Regions from separate parts of the Homo sapiens genome. Here region 2 is linked to region 1. Evidence: chromatin loops called from intact Hi-C (ENCODE). Cell type or tissue: adrenal gland. All regions are shown on one strand. Each heading gives the region's core, and the rest is flanking DNA. Links, peaks and the distances in the headings are about the cores only.

Region 1 (9,414 bases), core at 4,185-6,684:
CCCCGCATTTCCGCCCTGAGACTAGGATCCCAGCGCCAGGGACCCAGACCCTGGGATTGATCGCACAGAGCCGTGATCCGGAGAGTGCGCCGGGGATGAGACGGAATCTCGGGGCCACTCGAGAGCTTGGGGCAGGAACCATGCATCCATTGTCCATCGTGACTGCATGTGGAGCAGCTATTTGGCCTGGGAACAGCTGTAGAGAGCGGGGAGCGACTGGCTCGCCACTGGCGCGCCCTGGGGGAACCCGCCCAAGGTGCCCTCCTCCCCAGACTGCCCTCCCAGCCTCGAAGACGGCAATCCAGCGCCCACTGCTCCCTGGACTCTGGGCAAGGCCAAGACTCAGGCCTGCTCCAGATTTGAGAACCCAAACAACTCAGAGGGTGAGGAAATTGACCTTGTGACAGCAAAGAAAAGGCAGATTGGGTTTACAGAAGTCGATCACCATCATGGTTCGAGTAGACCGTCTGAACCCCTGCATGAAACACTTCCATACCTCCATCCACCAGCAACAACACAACTGCGCTGCCCATATTTCTCCAGAAAGCTGCTCCCAAGAAGAGGCTCCAGAGAGAGGTCTCCAAGAAGAGGTTCTGGAGGGAGATGCTCCAGGGGAAACGGAAGATGAGGAGGATGAGGGGATTGTGAGCCCCTCACCTATAGAAAGCAAGGCTGCCCAGTGCTGCCAGTTCTGACACTGAGGATGTGACCAAGAGGAAGGGCCACAGCTTCCTGCAGCACAAGAGGTGGAATGACCTGCGCGTTCTCAGTTCTTGGCCCTGAGGGACCAGGTACCCACCTTGGCCAGCTGCTCTAAGGTCCCCACGGTAGTGATCCTAAGCAAGGCCTTGGGATACTTGCAAGACCTGGCGTGAACCGAGAAAAAGATGTCTATGGAGAAAACGCAGCTCCAACGCCAGCAACAGCAATTGCAGAAATGAATTGCGTACCTCAGTGGCTACTAACTGACCAAAAAGCCTGACTGTTCTATCTTACAAAGACACAAGTTTATTTTTTGACCTCCCCTTCCCCTTTAGTAATTTTCACATTTTGGTTATGACGGGACAGTCTTTGCAGTAGGTCCCAGAATGCATTGCAGCCAGTACACACAGAATAAGGGCTTGCATTCTTGGAAACCTTGAAACCCAGCTCTTTCTCTCCCCTGACTCATGCTGTGTCTTCTCTGGCGCCTTTGGCTTCTCAGCAGATAGCTGACTGAGGAGATTTGGGGTCTGTTTACCTCACTAGCTCCGAAGAAAAGGCTGACAGATACTATGCAACAGGTGGTGTATGTTGTCGGGGACTCCAGCCTGCATGAAATCTCACACTCCGCGTGAGCCTTAGACTAGGAAAGAATGCTCCCTGGTATCTCTGGGGTGATGCTAGAATGCTCCCTGGTATGTCTGGGGTCATGCAAGGACAGCTGGGCCTGGACAGCACTCTCGCTGTGGCTTTTTTTTCCAGGAGACACACAAGCTGTCTTGGGTGATGACAAGCTTGAAGATTTGATCAACATGACCATTGCTTCACTGTCAGACACTTTACAGTATCTGAGGAGTTGGAAACCTTTAACGTATATATTGTGATATTAGCTGACACCTCTCCTTCCAGTTTCAATGCTGAGACCCTGAGAACATTTAAAGAGCTTGCACTCTAGGTTCGTTGTCTCAGAGCTCTCTGGGCCTTCTCTGATGAAGGGACCTTTCTGTCCTCATGAGAGACTTTTGTTTCATTTTGCCTTTGTTGTGCAATGGGCTTTACAGCATCCTTTCCCACAGGTTAGAAATGTTTCCCCAAGTTACAGGGAAGTGGGGATCCTAGCCTGGGGCCTGAGGAAATCTTGGAGTCCTGGCTCCTGAACTTGTTCCCTGTCCGAGTGGCACTTGAGGCCACCCATCTTATAATCTCTTCTCAAGGCAGATGTAAGTCACCTCAGAAGGGAGAACTGTACCGCTTCCTCTTTTCCATGAAGCTCTCATCTCAATCTTTGACTGATGAGTGTGAAATTCTACCGGAACCATGCAAACACGTCCACCTTGGGCATCTCCAAGGAACTTGTGGGGTCTGCAGCATACTTGGCTCCCTACCAGCCTGCCATGAGTCATATTTCTTTTCCAGAAGGTGGACTTGCTTCCTGGTATGTTTTAAAGGAGCCTGCAGGAGCTCTGCTTAGCCAATCATGATGGATTTTTGCCCCAGCTGGACTCTGCATGTCCAAGGAGAATCCAGGTACAGCCTCCATTCCGGGAAAGACATCCAGCCCAGCAGTTGTCATGTGGGTAACCTCAGGAACCCCTAACCCTGTCCTGGAAAAAGGACAAGCCCCTCCAGAACTCTGCCCAAAATAGCAGGTGCTTGATGGTTCTGAATTTGGAAAGGGATGGGGGGTGATAAGTACTATCTGTGGCTCTGGAAAACCAGCTGCTACATTCAAATCTATTTTCCATAATGGTTTCTTTCTGAGGTTGCTTCGTGGCCTCAGAGAATCCCAGAGGATGTTTTGAAATAGCCTCTCTACCCTTCAGGAGCATGGTAGTTTACAGGAACCAACTGACTTCTGGAACTGTCTATGGAGGGAGAACAGGCCAGGTGTAGGTTACTAATGTCCTACATGAATAGCTTGGTTTTATAAGCTGCTGTTGGGTATTATGTTGGGGCAGTCTTTTTAATATATTGTATTTTTGTACGCATTTTGCAAAGTGGAGTTAACTGTTTTGTAAAAGAAAAAAAAGAAACCCTTGGGTGCTTCTTCTGTTTCAAGGGTCTGATTTATTTGGAAAGGCAAGTTTATCTGAAATTTTGTATTATTGATTGCCCAATTTTAAAATGTTGCCTTCTGGGACATCTTGACAAAAAATATTTCTCAAACATGAAGAAAATAAATATAATAAAAAAGAAATGTCTGTGGGATCAGATGACTGTTCTTGATTTTACCGTTTCCATTTCATAAGCCAAGCTTATTGACCCCTTCCTACCTGCTAGTCATTGAGTCTGAGTTGACCAACTCAAAGATGGAAATATCGAGCCAGATGGTAACAAATTCTCCATGAATCGATTGTTCAGTTTTGACAGAATCCCAATTGCAAGCCATTAGCTGCTTTTCAAAAGGGATGTACCCTGTAGCCATATTAGGGAGGCAACAAGTCCAGTTCCCCAAGGGATCTCTCTGGGTGTTGACTGCTTCCCCTTGCCAGGTGCCCCCATCGGCAAAATCATCAGTTACACAGATTTGTCCTGTATGTAATATTCAAGGAGTTGATTGAGGTTCTGAGCCTCTTTTTCGGTGGCAGGTTGTATGAAGAGACGTCAATTTTTTCCTGTTAGAGGGATCTAATGTTGTGAATTTGCCTGCTTAGTCCCAAGAGATTACTTGGCAAGCAGGCCCCTGTATTTGGGAGCATAAATCAGCCACCCTTGCTGACAGATATGTAATAACACTGCATTGAGGACCCTTGAGACTGAGACTTCTAGCCGGCCAGCTGACACAATTATTATGTATATAGTGAAAATATTGAACATTAGAAGGTAGAGACACTAATGCTAAATCCTGAGCCAACCACTGCTGACAAATCTCATTGGAGTTTGTTCCACTAACACTTCCCTCTACCTCTGTCTCTCTGTGATGGGGATGACTTTATATGAGACCTGTAGAATGAGAAATTACAAGCATATGACCCATCAAATCCTGCCATTTATAAGTAGAAGCAACAAGAACAGTTTATTCAACTTTCCCAAAGGCGTCCCTGTACAAAGTCATATTGGCTTCCAAACCCCACTGTGAACCATGCCCAAACCCCAACAATTGCTTTTCTGGACTTTTTTCCCTTAAATGAACTCAGACCTAGAGTTCACTACAGGAATTTCAGGGGTTACAGCAAGAGCTGTTAGGGGATTTCCCTATGTCCAGGCCAGAATGTAGGGATTGCAGGGGAGTCTTGGGATGAGGCGAGGGGTGGGGACTGTAAGCCTTTTTTGTAATCCCTCTGGCTCTTTGCCCCAGCTTGTATGCTAAATCCTCTCCTGTGTACCTCCATTTGTGCAGAACTGTAAGGGCTCAGGGATTCTTCCATTCTGTCCCTTGATTTCCCCAGCAGCTCTGCTCCACAGTCTTGGTGCTTTCATCTACCTCATACCTATTACCCCTTCCCTCCACTCCCCAGAAAATCAGATAAGATAGTGTCATGGGAGATTATATGTAACAGTTCTGTGAACATGTGAGTCCGTCCCTTTCCTGAAGTACCCTACCATGCATATGCCTTTTAGTCTGTCTTGAGGACAGAGAGACTTCTGGCTCACCACTAATCATCTTTCTTCTTATAGCACCTGAAGTGAGAAAAGGAAGAGAACCAGGAGTTAGGAAATGCAGAGAGAGAGAGAGAAAAGACTCTGTCTATACTAGTAAGCAAGGCATGTTTGCATTTGGTTTCCAGTAGCCAGCAGTGTGGTTCAACCAAACAAACTTCAGATGGTTTTTTTTCCACTGAAAACTCTATATCTTCACTGCTGACGCCACTTATTCAGGTTTGGCAAGTCATTGACTCAGCACCATGACATCATCCCTTCTTCCTCCCATGCAGAGGAGAGTGAACAACAACCAAACCATGATTCAAACAGCTTGGTTTAATTCTGCATCCTGCCCCTCAGCTTCATTAATAGGTAGGAGAGTGAGTGGGGAAGGGCCTTTAATGCACTTAGTGCCAATCCATTCGGGAAAAAGCATTTGCTCTCCAATCCCGAGGAGTCTTCTCATATCCCCTAACCAGGCCAGTGAAGCACCCTTGTTTTATCACTTTCCAGAATGCTATGTTTCATCTTCATTACCAAAATTGGCAAGAAATGTGAAGAGTTTGAGACTGTACCCTACTTGCAAGCTCACAAACTAGCATACCTCAGTTTCACAGATGTTGGCAGAATATATGAGATTCTTGGGTCAGAGTTTGTTTTGGTTCATGTTTGCATTAATTCCCCTTGCCCTCTGCCCCAAATCACACAGGAGAAATGAGGAGCAGCCAGTCAAATGTTGACATACAAGTATTCTTCAAACTATAGTTAGAGACAAAAGCTGTTACAATAAATGTAGAAAGGCCATGGACAATTATCTCAACAATATCTGACCATTGTTTCTCCACTATCTTGGCTTCTGACAAAGTTTGCCATTAAGTATGTGTGTTGATTTTCTGGATATCAGGGCTGAGCAAGGAAAAAGTCATGACCATTAGATGGCAGTAGCACACAACATGCTTTATTTGGTTGGCCCTTTGAAAGGTTTCAGGAGAGTGGAACTTCCCTCACAGCAGGAGACCTTCCAGAGGCAGCAGCAAGAGGCCACCACCCAGAAGAGGAAGAGTTCAAGGCAACTTCCAAAGGAGAGAAGAATTGGACAGGAGGCTCATGTGTCTATGGGATGTTACTCAGCAGCCAGGTGTGGAGTCTCTGTGTCAGAGAGTTCCCATGGGCATCAGAGGCTTGGGGCTTTTGTCCAGCCCCAGAGTATGTCCTATCTACGGCTAGCAGATGGTGTGTCTGGTTTTACAGAGGGTGCAATGTGGGTGGGTTCTAAAGGGCCAAAAATGTGCTTACTGGGGGCCATATTTAAAGCAATTGGGTGTGTAAACATTTGATTTTAGTTCCAATGAGCTTTGAGCTAATGGTCTTAGCTGTCTCTGAATATAGGGAACAAGATACAAGGCACCATCTAAAGATATTAATCCACTTATTTAACAGTCCATGCCTTGGCCCCATGTTGTTTTACAATCTAAGTTGTATGCTATTTCATGGAGTCTCAGTTGGGAGCCAGCGATGAAGCATCCTCAAGACCCAGAATGCTATAAGGCTACAAATTAGGATTTTAAAAGCCAGTTCTCAGCCAATCTGCCCACTTGGGCAGCCAGTAGAATAAATTTGAAAGGAGACAATTTTGTTTTGACCAGTCCGTTTAGTCAATAGAGTGGCATTTATATCCCCTTTGGTACATGACCCCAGCTATCTGTAAAACTTGGTGTTATCTACGCACATGCAGGAAGATAATTTTAGCAAGCACACAGCCCCTGTGCCCTGTGACCCCTCCAGCAGCCTGACCTAGGGCTATGCAGTTATCTCACACCATGGCCACTAAAGTACAGTGAGATTCAGCAAAGAGTTTCAGTCCTTGGGCTGTTTATCTAATTTCTGTGGGTAATTCCTGCAACATGGCTATGTGTTTCTCTTAATTGTGGTGTGCTGTTCCACACATATGCTGTTCCTACTGCCTCCAAAATTAGTGATCCTAGGGAAGTTAGTACCATGAGGAACTATTTGGAAAGCTCATTTGTGACATTGGGGAGTCACATCTAGTGTGGTTTGGTGGCGGAAAGTACTTGAGGGAGGGGGTTCCACTGTTGAATAAAATTCTACTGGAATTTTGCACCAATCCCAAGTGCAGGAAATATTCTTCAGGGTTGGATGAGGAGAAGATTGTGATAGGGAAGCCATCTGATTCCTTTACAGGACCTCCAGGCTCCCTCTGCTGCCTGAATTCTCTGTTCCACTGAAGGGAAGTTCACATGGCTTTGTGAAGTTCCAGAAGTTCCAGGTTGTGTTAATAGGAGCAGAAAATGGTATAGTCAAACAAGCTTGTGTTATCCACCTTGCATTCAGCACCTGGGTTAACTAAATTTGTCATGGGCTCAGCCCACCATTGTCTATACATTTACGTGAGATAAGTCTCTGGATAAGGTTATTGAATGTCAACGGTTAGGAGAATCGGCTCATCTAAATAAGTGAGGTATATGATGCAGCGTTGCCAGGGAAGAAGTATTACACTATATTTTCTAAAATCAGGTTGGCAGAAGCAAGCCCTGCATTAGGTTAGATTTACCATTTTATATGTTGCTGTGGCTAAGGCTATAGGCACGTTTGGTGTAGTTGGCAATTGCATGTTCCTCCTTGCTGTGACTGTTGTGCATTGTGCTTGAGTTTCCTGTTGATTGCCAATAATAAATAGCATTGATGTGTTCCCATGAGTGTGGGATAGGTTTTGCAGGTGTTATTGGCAGTCCAAGAAGAACGTTGTTAGTCTAGCCACACACCAAATTAGATTCTGAATTATGAGGCACTCGCATATGAGTGAACAAAACAGGTAAACCAAGTATTTTTTAAAAAAATAGATATCAGCTGGGCACAGTGGCTCATGCCTGAAATCCCAGCACTTTGGGAGGCCGAAGTGGGCAGATCACGAGGTCAGGAGTTCCAGACCAGCCTGGCCAATATGGTGAAACCCCGTCTCTACTAAAAATACGAAAAAAAAAAAAAGATTACCCGGGTGTGGTGGCATGCTCCTGTAGTCCCAGCTACTTGGGGGCTGAGGCAGGAGAATCACTTGAACCCAGGAGGCAGAGGTTTCAGTGAGCCGAGATCACGTTACTGCACTCCAGCCTGGGCGACAGATCCAGACTCTGTCTCAAAAAAAAAAAAAAAAAAAGATATCAATTGTATCAAGGCATAGGTCCCTTTTATGTTCCCTTGTATTGCAACATTATTGTGTTTCAGTGGGGGACCAAAAGCTTTATGGACTCCATTTTAGCGGAAACTTTCATAGGGAAGAGGTTTGTATACCTTTAATAACCTCAGGAGTGGCCCCTTGGGAGGTGGCAGTGTGACTACACCAATAAATTTCCTCCCAAGTACTCATGGACATAAAGTGTCTACTGAGACACTGGAGACTACTAGAGGGGGACGGGGGAGGGGAGCAAGGGTTGAAAAACAAACTGTTGGGTACTATGCTCAATACCTGGGTGATGGGATCATTTGTACCCCAAACCTCAGCATCATGCAATATACCCAGGTAACAAACCTGCACATGTGCCCAATGAATCTAAAATAAAAGTTGAAAAAGAAATGACAAGGCATAAAAATGTTTTAATGAAGATGAAAACATTCCTCCCAAGTTAGTTTCATTACATGTCTTCTCATTATCGTTTATGTCTTCTGTAGGTTTGGAGTGTGTATGGATTTTTAAGGAGCCCTCAGAAAAGTAACATTGGGCAACAACTGCCCTCAAATAGTTTCTAAGTTTTTAATAACTGTGGTTTTGGACAAATTTCACAATAGCTATAAGCAAATAGTTATCAATGTGGGTGGAGAAACTCCCATGCAAACAGTAGTTAGATTTCTCCCTGAGATCAAATATGTTTCTTGTAAGAACTGTCTGTGCTGTGACACCACGAGCTATGAGTTGTTCACTGTGGGTAGCCAGCATTGCAATTGCTGTAGAGTTCACTTCCATTGAGTGTTATGTAAAACTTGCAGTTAGTATATTAAGATTAGGTTAGGGAAGAATTCCCAAGCTGGTTGTTTTGTGTGTGTGTGTGTGTGTGTGATTTTTTTTTTAAGAAATGTCTTGGCCCAGGTAATGTCATGTAGTATGCATTGCCTTAGAAGCCAATAATTGTAAAGGTATACACTGTGGGTGTCGATTGCACTTATTATAATTCCAGGGATAAGAAAAAGCTATCATTTTATCTATGCAATCCCGTAATGGCTTGTGGGTATTGTATCTGGATTATAGTATTAATAACAACACCAATCACAAGCATCCTGGTTGTAATATTTGGTGCATACTATCTCTGGGCATTCCTTAAACGAGGCTCAATAGATAGTGGCCCATTGCTCCATTTGTTTAATGGCACATGAGTTAATAATAGTGGGTATCATCTGATGTGAAGGAAAAGGCGGCCCACAGAGCTTAGAAGGCATCTATGAGTCACAAGTGAAATTGTACAATCTGACTTAGCTGGAAGGATGTTACTAAGTGGTAGTAGAGAGAGGAGGAGAAGTGCTAACCTCAGTGCTGATGTCTGTGGACTGACCCAGTGAAATGGGAGCATGGTTCCCTTTGTTCCCAGTCTGACCTATGTTGGGTGTCCCTGTGGTGTGTATGAGGCATGCTGTTTCCATACATACTCTGCCAGCAGTAGGGTGTGGATTACCAGGGATAGGGTGATCCACCAATCGAGGTATAATTGACATTGGTGAAGGTAGGAACTTTCTCAGGTAAGGAAAGGGCAGAACAACAGCATAGGCATAAATGTTGGAGGTCATTTGCAGCCAGCAGTAGGGAATCTGATTGTCCTCTGGGAGTCACCCAAATGGTGTTACCGGATACAAGGGTTGTTGGTTCAATCTCCTGGGTGTCCAGAGCAGGTCAAAGTTTGTTCCATAGTGCCCTTAGTGGAGCAAAGTACATGGGCAGAAAATGAGGATGCTTCCCTCTCCAGATGGTGGTGGGTGGTTTACTAGTTTTATTCTGGGTAATGAACAGACTAAGACTGAGAATGCACCCAGAGTGAGTGGTCCATGCCAGATCCTTGTCAGGATTGAGGGGAAAAGAAATGACCAGGCTCTGGATTTTCTATGAGGAAGAAGCAAGAGGTGAAA
Region 2 (9,414 bases), core at 3,772-6,271, 360 kb after region 1:
CTTCTCTGCAAAGAAGATTCAACCATAGGTATTACCAAAGAACACTGCTTGGATTTCTCATTTATTCTCTGGTCCTCCAGTAACAGGTATCACAGAATGACACAATGGGCTTTTTAAAACAAGGGATATTGAAAGAACATGCAGGACAATAGCATTCCCCGTAGCCAAAAATACTGCCCATAGTCATGCTTACATTAAATCCATACCTCTCTGGCATAAATGCACCATATTTTAATTCACAGCAAATGAGGAGACCACCAACAGAGATGCTGCAACCTCTGGTAATGTATGTACCCACTGGACACAACATGATTTACCAGTATTCACGAACATGGGGGCCCTGAAGTGACTGCCCACAGCAAAGGAACTTGGCTCTTTCACCTCTTCCTTCTCCCTCATAGAAAATCCAGAGCCTGGCCATTTTTTTCCCCTCTCAATCCTGACAAGGATCTGGCATGGACCACTCACTCTGGGTGCATTCTCAGTCTTAGTCTGCTCATTACCCAGCATAAAACTAGCAAACCACCCACCACTATCTGGAGAGGGAAGCATCCTCATTTTCTGCCCATGTACTTTGCTCCACTAAGGGCACTATGGAACAAACCTTGACCTGCTCCGGACACCCAGGAGATTGAACCAACAACCCTTGTATCTGGTAACACCATTTGGGTGGCTCCCAGAGGACAATCAGATTCCCTACTGCTGGCTGCAAATGACCTCCAACATTTATGCCTATGCTGTTGTTCTGCCCTTTCCTTACCTGAGAAAGTTCCTACCTTCACCAATGTCAATTATCCCTCGATTGGTGGATTGCCCTATCCCTGGTGATCCATACCCTACTGCTGGCAAAGTATGTGTGGAAACAGCATGCCACATACACACCACAGGGAGACCCAACATAGGTCAGACTGGGGACAAAGGGAACCATGCTCCCATTTCACTGGTTCAGTCTACAGACATCAGCACTGAAGCTAGCACTTCTCCTCCTCTCTCTACTACCACTTAGTAACATCCTTCCAGCTAAGTCAGATTCTACAATTTTGCTTGTGACTCACAGATGCCTTCTAAGCTCTGTGGGCCACCTTTTCCTTCACATCAGATGAAACCCCCTATTACTAACTCATGTGCCATTAAACAAATGGAGAAATGGGCCACTATCTATGGAACCCAGAGATAGTATGCACCAAATATTACAACCAGGATGCTTGTGATTGGCACTAATGTTATTAATGCTAATGTTTTATAGCATTAAAATGCTATAATCCAGATCCAATACCCACAAGCCCTACAGGATTGCATAGATAAAATGACAGCTTTTTCTGATCCCTGGAATGATAATAAATGCAATCGCCGCCCACAGTGTATACCTTTACAACTATTGGCTTCTTTTCCTATTAATTATAATGATCTTTCTCTGCCTCCATTAGAAGCCCCACTATTGAGATGGAAAGAAATTGTATTAGCCAAGCAGGCAAGTGAACCTTACCATGGACCTCCTCACTAGTTGCTAATCAATGCATACCAGGAAGGTAATGCATACTACACATTACCTGGGCCAAGACATTTCTTAAAATACACACACACACACACACACACACACACACACACAGTACAACCAGCTTGGGAATTCTTCCCTAACCTAATCTCAATACACCAACTGCAAGTTTTACATAAAACTCAAAGGAAGAGAACTTTACAGCAATTGCAATGCTGGCTGCCCACAGTGAACAAATCATAGCTCATGGGTATCACAGCAAAGACAATTCTTACAAAAACCATATTTGATCCCATGGAGAAATCTAACTACTCTTTGCATGGGAGTTTCTCCACCCACATTGATAGCTATTTGCTTATAGCTATTATGAAATTTGACAGGCCTACCAAAGCCACAATCATTAAAAACTTAGAAAATATTTGAGGGAAGTTGTTGCCCAGTGTTACTTTTCTGGGGGCTCCTTAAAATCCATACACACTCCAAAACTACAGAAGATAGAAACAATACTGAGAAGACCTGTAGTGAAACTAACTTGGGAGGAATGTTTTTCATCTTTATTAAAACATTTGTATGTCTTTTCATTTCTTTTTCAACTTTCATTTTAGATTCATTGGGCACATGTGCAGGTTTGTTACCTGGGTATATTGCATGTTGCTGAGGTTTGGGGTACAAATGATCCCATCACCCAGGTATTGAGCATAGTACCCAACAGTTTGTTTTTCAACCCTTGCTCCCCTCCCCCGTCCCCCTCTAGTAGTCTCCAGTGTCTCAGTAGACACTTTATGTCCATGAGTACTTGGGAGGAAATTTATTGGTGTAGTCACACTGCCACCTCCCAAGGGGCCACTCCTGAGGTTATTAAAGGTATACAAACCTCTTCCCCATGAAAGTTTCCCCTAAAATGGAGTCCATAAAGTATTTGGTCCCCCACTGAAACACAATAATGTTGCAATACAAGGGAACATAAAAGGGACCTATGCCTTGATACAATTGATATATTTTTTTTTCTTTTTTGAGACAGAGTCTTGATCTGTCACCCAGGCTGGAGTGCAGTGGCGCGATCTCGGCTCACTGAAACCTCTGCTTCCTGGGTTCAAGTGATTCTCCTGCCTCAGCCTCCCAAGTAGCTGGGACTACAGGAGCATGCCACCACACCTGGCTAATTTTTTTTTATATATTTTTAATAGAGACAGGGTTTCACCATATTGGCAAGGCTGGTCTGGAACTCCTGACCTCATCATCTGCCTGCCTCGGCCTCCCAAAGTGCTGGGATTACAGGGGTGAGCCACCGTGCCCGGCCGATGTCTATTTTTAAAAAAATACTTGGTTCACCTGTTTTGTTCACTCATATGCAAGTGCCTCATAATTCAGGATCTAATTTGTTGTGTGGTTAGACTAACAACGTTCTTCTTGGACTGCCAAGAGCACCTACAAAACCTATCCCACACTCATGGGAACACATCAATACTATTTATTATTGGCAATCAACAGGAAACTCAAGCACAACACACAACAGTCACAGCAAGGAGGAACATGCAATTGCCGACTACACCAAACGTGCCTATAGCCTTAGCCACAGCAACATATAAGATGGTAAATCTAACCTAATGCAGGGTTTGCTTCTGCCAACCTGATTTTAGAAAACATAGTGTAATACTTCTTTCCTGGCAACGCTGCATCATATACCTCACTTATTTAGATGAGCCGATTCCCCTAACCATTGACATTCAACAACCTTATCCAGAGGCTTATCTCACATAAATGTATAGACAATGGTGGGCTGAGCCCACGACAAATTTAGTTAACCCAGGTGCTGAATGCAAGGTGGATAACACAAGCTTGTTTGACTATACCATTTTCTGCTCCTATTAACACAACCTGGAACTTCTGGAACTTCACGAAGCCATGTGAACTTCCCTTCAGTGGAACACAGAGAATACAGGCAGCCAGGGAGCCTGGTGGTCCTGTAAAGGAATCAGATGGCTTCCCTATCACAATCTTCTCCTCATCCAACCCTGAAGAATATTTCCTGCACTTGGGATTGGTGCAAAATTCCAGTAGAATTTTATTCAACAGTGGAACCCCCTCCGCCAAGTACTTGCCGCCACCAAACCACATTAGCTGCAACTCCCCAATGTCACAAATGAGCTTTCCAAATAGTTCTTCATGGTACTAACTTCCCTAGGATCACTAATTTTGGAGGCAGTAGGAACAGCATGTGTGTGGAACAGCACACCACAATTAAGAGAAACACAGATAGCCATGTTGAAGGAATTACCCACACAAATTAGATAAACAGCCCAAGGACCAAAACTCTTTGCTGAATCTCACTGTACTTTAGGGGCTATGGTGTGAGATAACTGCATAGCCCTAGGTCAGGTATTTGGCTGCTGGAGGGGTTGGAGGGCACGAGGGCTGTATGCTTGCTAAAATTATCTTCCTGCATGTGTGTAGATAATACCAAGTTTTACAGATAGCTGGGGTCATGTAGGAAAGGGGATATAAATGCCACTCTGTTGACTAAACGGATTGATCAAATCAAAATTGTCTCCTTTTCTAATCTATTCTACTGGCTGCCCAAGTGGGCAGACTGGCTGAGAACTGGCTTTAAAATCCTAATTTGTAGCCTTATAGCATTCTGGGTCTTGGGGACGCTTCATCGCTGGCTCCCAACTCAAACGCCGTGAAATAGCATACAACTTAGATTGTAGAATAACATGGGGCCAAGGCATGGACTGTTATATAAGTGGGTTTAATATCTTTAGATTGTGCCATGTATCTTGTCACCTATATTCAGAGATGGCTAAGACCATTAGCTCAAAGCTCATTGGAACTCAAATCAAATGTTTACACATCCAATTGCTTTAAATATGGCCCTCAATAAGCACATTTTTAGCCATTTAGAACCCACCCACATTGCACCCTCTGTAAAACCAGACACACCATCTGCTAGCTGTAGATAGGACATACTCTGGGGCTGGAAAAAAGCCTCAAGCCTCTGATGCCCATGGGAGCTCTCTGACCCAGAGACTCCACACCAGGCTGCTGAGTAACATCCCATAGACACGTAAGTCTCCTGTCCAATTCTTCTCTTCACTGGAAGTTGCCTTGAACTCTTCCTCTTCTGGGTGGTGGCCTCTTGCTGCTGCCTCTCTCTGGAAGGTCTCCTGCTTTGAGGGAAGTTCCCCTCTCCTAAAACCTTTCAAAGGGCCACCCAAATAAACCACGTTGTGTGCTACTGCCATCTCCTGGTCATGACTTTTTCCTTGCTCAGCCCTGACATCCAGGAAATCACCACACATACTTAATGGCAAAATTTGTCTGAAGCCTTGTTCTTTTTGCTTAGGATTATCTTGGATATACAGGCTCTTTTTTGTTTCCATATGAAATTCAAAGTGATTGTTTCCAATTCTATGAAGAAAGTCAGTGGTAACTTGATGAGGATAGCACTGAATCTATAAATTACTCTGGAGAGCAGTATGGACATTTTCACCATATGGATTCTTCCTATCCATGACCATGGAATGTTTTCCCATTTGATTGTATCCTCTCTTATTTCATTGAGCAGTGGTTTGTAGTTCTCCTCCAAGAGGTCCTTCACATCCCTTGTAAGTTGTATTTCTAGGTATCTTATTCTCTTTGTAGCAATTGTGAGTGGGAGTTCAATCATAACTTGGCTCTCTGTCTATTATTGGTGTATAGGAATGCTTGTGATTTTTGCACACTGATTTTGTATCCTGAGACTTTGCCGAAGTTGCTTATCAGCTTAAGGAAATTTTGGGCTGAGATGATGGGGTTTTCTAAATATACAATCATGTCATCTACAAACAGAGACAATTTGACTTCCTCTCTTCCTATTTGAATACCCTTTATTTCTTTCTCTTGACTGAATGCCCTGGCCAGAACTTCCAATATTATGTTGAATAGGAGTGGTGAGAGAGGGCATCCTTGTCTCGTACCCGTTTTCAAAGGGAATGCTTCCAGCTTTTGCCCATTCAGTATGATATTGGCTGTGGGTTTGTCATAAATAGCTCTTATTATTTTGAGATATGTTCCATCAATACCTAATTTATTTAGAGTTTTTAGCATGAAGGGGAGTTGAATTTTATCCCAGGCCTTTTCTGCATCTATTGAAGTAATCATGTGGTTTTTGTTATTGGTTCTGTTTATGCGATGGATTATGTTTATTGATTTGCATATGTTGAACCAGCCTTGCATCCCAGGGATGAAGCCAACTTGTTCGTGGTGGATAAGCTTTCTGATGTGCTGCTGGATTTGGTCTGCCAGTATTTTACTGAGGATTTTCCCATAGATGTTCATCAGGTATATTGGCCTAAAATTGTATTGTTTTGTTGTGTCTCTGCCAGGTTTTGGTATCTGGATGATGCTGGCCTCATAAAATGAGTTAGAGAGGAGTCCTTTTTCTGTTGTTTAGAATAGTTTCAGAAGGAATGGTACCATCTCCCCTTTGTACCTCTGGTAGAATTTGGCTGTGAATCCATCTGGTCCTGGGCTTTTTTTGGTTGGTAGGCTATTAATTACTGCCTAAATTTCAGAACTTGTTATTGGTCTATTCAGAGATTCAACTTTTTCCTGATTTAGTCTTGGGAGGGTGTATGTGTCCAGGAATTTAGCAATTTCTTTTAGATTTTCTAGTTTATTTGCATAGAGGTGTTTATAGTATTCTCTGATGGTAGTTTGTCTTTCTGCAGGATCAGCAGTGATATCTACTTTATCATTTCTCATTGTGTCTATTTCATTCTTCTTTCTTTTCTTCTTTATTAGTCTGGCTAGCAATCTATCAATTTTGTTAGTCTTTTCAAAAAACCAGCTCCTGGATTCATTGATTTTTTGAAGGGTTTTTCATGTCTGTAGCTCCTTCAGTTCTACTCTGATCTTAGTTATTTCTTGACTACGGTTAGCTTTTGAATTTGTTTGCTCTTCCTTCTCTAAATCTTTTAATTGTGATGTTAAGGTGTTGATTGTAGATATTTCCTGCTTTCTCCTATGGGGTTTTAGTGCTATAAATTTCCCTCTAAACACTGTTTTAGCCGTGTCCCAGAGATTCTGGCACATTGTGTCTTTGTTCTCATTGGTTTCAAAGAACTTATTATTTCTGGCTTAATTTCGTTATTTACCCAGTAGTCATTCAGGAGCAGGTTGTTCAGTTTCCATATAGTTGTGTGATTTTGAATGAGTTTCTTAATCCTGAGTTCTAGCTTGATTGCACTGTGGTCTGAGAGACTGTTATAATTTCTGTACTTTTGCACTTGCTGAGGAATGTCTTACTTCCAATCTGTGGTCAATTTTAGAATAAGTGGTATGTGGTTTTGAGAAGAATGTATATTCTGTTGATTTGTGGTGGAGAGTTCTGTAGATGTCTATTATGTCAGCTTGGTCCAGAGCTGAGTTTAAGTCCTGAATATCCTTGTTATTTTTCTGTCTTGGTGATCTGTCTAATATTGACAGTGGGGTGATACAATCTCCCACTATTACTGTGTGAGAGTCTACAAAGTCTCTTTGCAGGTCTTTAAGAATTTGCTTTATGAATCTGGGTGCTCCTGTATTGGGTGCATATATATTTAGGATAGTTAGCTCTTCTTGTTGCATTGATTCATTTATCATTATGAAATGCTCTTCTTTTTTTTTTCTTTGTTGGTTTAAAGTCTGTTTTATCAGAGAGTAGGATTGCAACCCCTGCTACTTATTTATTTATTTATTTATTTATTTATTTTGCTTTCCAATGCTTGATAAATATTCCTCCATCCCTTTATTTTGAGCCTATGTGTGTCTTTGCACATGAGATGGGTCTCCTGAATACAGCACACTGATGGATGTTGAATCTTTATTCAATTTGCCAGTCTGTGTCTTTTAATTGGGGCATTTAGCCCATTTACATTTAAGGTTAATATTGTTATGTGTGAATTTGATCCTGTCATTATGATGCTAGCTGGTTATTTTTCCCATTAGTTGATACAATTTCTTCATAGTGTTGATGGTCTTTACAATTTGGTATGTTTTTGCAGTGGCTGGTACCAGTTGTTCCTTTCCATGTTTAGTGCTTCCTTCAGGAACTCTAGTAAGGCAGGCCTGCTGGTGACAAAATGGCTCAACATTTGCTTGTATGTAAAGAATTTTATTTCTCCTTCGCTTATGAAGCATAGCTTGCCTGGATATGGAATTCTGGTTTGAAAATTCTTTTCTTTAAGAATGTTGAATATTGGCCTCCACTCTCTTCTGGCTTGTAGGGTTTCTGCCGAGAGATCAGCTGTTAGTCTGATGGGCTTCCCTTAGTGGGTAACCTGACCTTTCTCTCTAGCTGCCCTTAACAGTTTTTCCTTCATTTCAACCTTGGTGAATCTGATGATTATGGTTCTTGGGGTTGCTCCTCTTGAGGAGTATCTTTGTGGTGTTCTCTGTATTTCCTGAATTTAAATGCTGTCCTGTCTAGCTAGGTTGGAGAACTTCTCCTGGATAATATCCTAAGATTGTTTTCCAACTTGGTTCCATTTTCCCCAACACTTTCAGGTACACAAAGCTGGAGGCATCATGCTACTTGACTTCAAACTATACTACAAGGCTACAGTAACCAAAAGAGAATGGCACTGGTACAAAAACAGATATATAGACTAATGGAACAGAATAGAGGCCTCAGAAATAACGTCACACATCTACAACCATCAGATCTTTGACAAACCTGACAAAAACAAGAAATGGGGAAAGGATTCCCTACTTAACAAATGGTGTTGAAAAAACTGGCTAGCCATATGCAGGAAACTGAAACTGGACCCCTTCCTTACACCTCATACAAAAATTAACTCAAGATGGATTAAAGACTAAATGTAAGACCTAAAACCATAAAAACCCTAGAAGAAAACCTAGGCAATACAATTCAGGACAGTGGCATGGGCAAAGAGTTCATGACTAAAACAACAAAGGCAATTGCAACAAAAGACTAAATTAACAAATGGGATCTAATTAAGCTAAAGAGCTTTTCCACAGCAAAATAAACTATCATCAGAGAGAACAGGCAACCTACAGAATGGGAGAAAATTTTTGCAATCTATTCATCTGACAAAGGGCTAATATCCAGAATCTACGAGGAACTTAAACAAATTTACAAGGAAAAAAACAAACAACTGCACCAAAAAGTGGGCAAAGTATATCAACAGACAAAAAGAGGACATTTATATGGCTGACAAACGTATGAAAAAAAGCTCATCATCACTGGTCATTAGAGAAATGCAAATCAAAACCAGAATGAGATACCATCTCATGCCAGTTAGAATGGCTATCATAAAAAGGCAGGAAACAACAGATGCTGGAGAGAATGTGGAGAAATAGGAACACTTTTACGCTGTTGGTGGGAGTGTAAATTAGTTCAACCTTTGTGGAAGACAGTGTGGCGATTCCTCAGGAATCTAGAAACACAAATACCATTTGACCCAGCAATCCCTTTACTGGGTATATACCCATGCTTATAAAACATTCTACTATAAAGCACATGCACACTTATGTTTATTGCAGCACTCTTCACAATAGCAAAAGACTTGGAACCAACCCAAATGCCCATCGATGATAGATTGCATAAAGAAAATGTGGCACATATACACCATGGAATACTATGCAGTCATAAAAAAACATTGAGTTCATGTTTTTGCAGGGAAATGGATGAAGCTGGAAACCATCATTCTCAGCAAACTAACACAGGAACAGAAAACCAAACACAGCACGTTCTCACTCATAAGTTGGAGTTGAACAATGAGAACACATGGACACAGAGAGGGGCACATCACATACCAGGGCCTGTCAGGAGGTGGGGGGCTAGGGGATGGATAGCATTAAGAGAAATACCTAATATAGATGAGGGGTTGATGGGTGCAGCAAACCAACATGGAACGTGTATACCTATGTAACAA

The links. Hi-C counts contacts between places; a loop is a spot of excess contacts. Peaks named below come from ENCODE experiments on the same cell type or tissue, not always from the same donor. Only the 100,000 strongest peaks of a DNase experiment are listed, where the experiment ranks them.
Region 2: it touches region 1 in a loop (5-fold over the local background); 22 of 110 quality-filtered maps call a loop at or near these places.

Annotation. Positions count from the first base shown.
Region 1 is chrX:57,925,382-57,934,795 of GRCh38, reverse strand. It overlaps the pseudogene MYCLP2. Among named protein-coding and RNA genes, the nearest start is that of ZXDA, 20 kb to the right of the region's middle. In adrenal gland, for the core only: a CTCF peak has its summit at 5,183 (motif pointing right); no DNase peak of the experiment used is centred there.
Region 2 is chrX:57,569,274-57,578,687 of GRCh38, reverse strand. No RefSeq gene overlaps it. Among named protein-coding and RNA genes, the nearest start is that of ZXDB, 18 kb to the left of the region's middle. In adrenal gland, for the core only: a CTCF peak has its summit at 4,724 (motif pointing left); no DNase peak of the experiment used is centred there.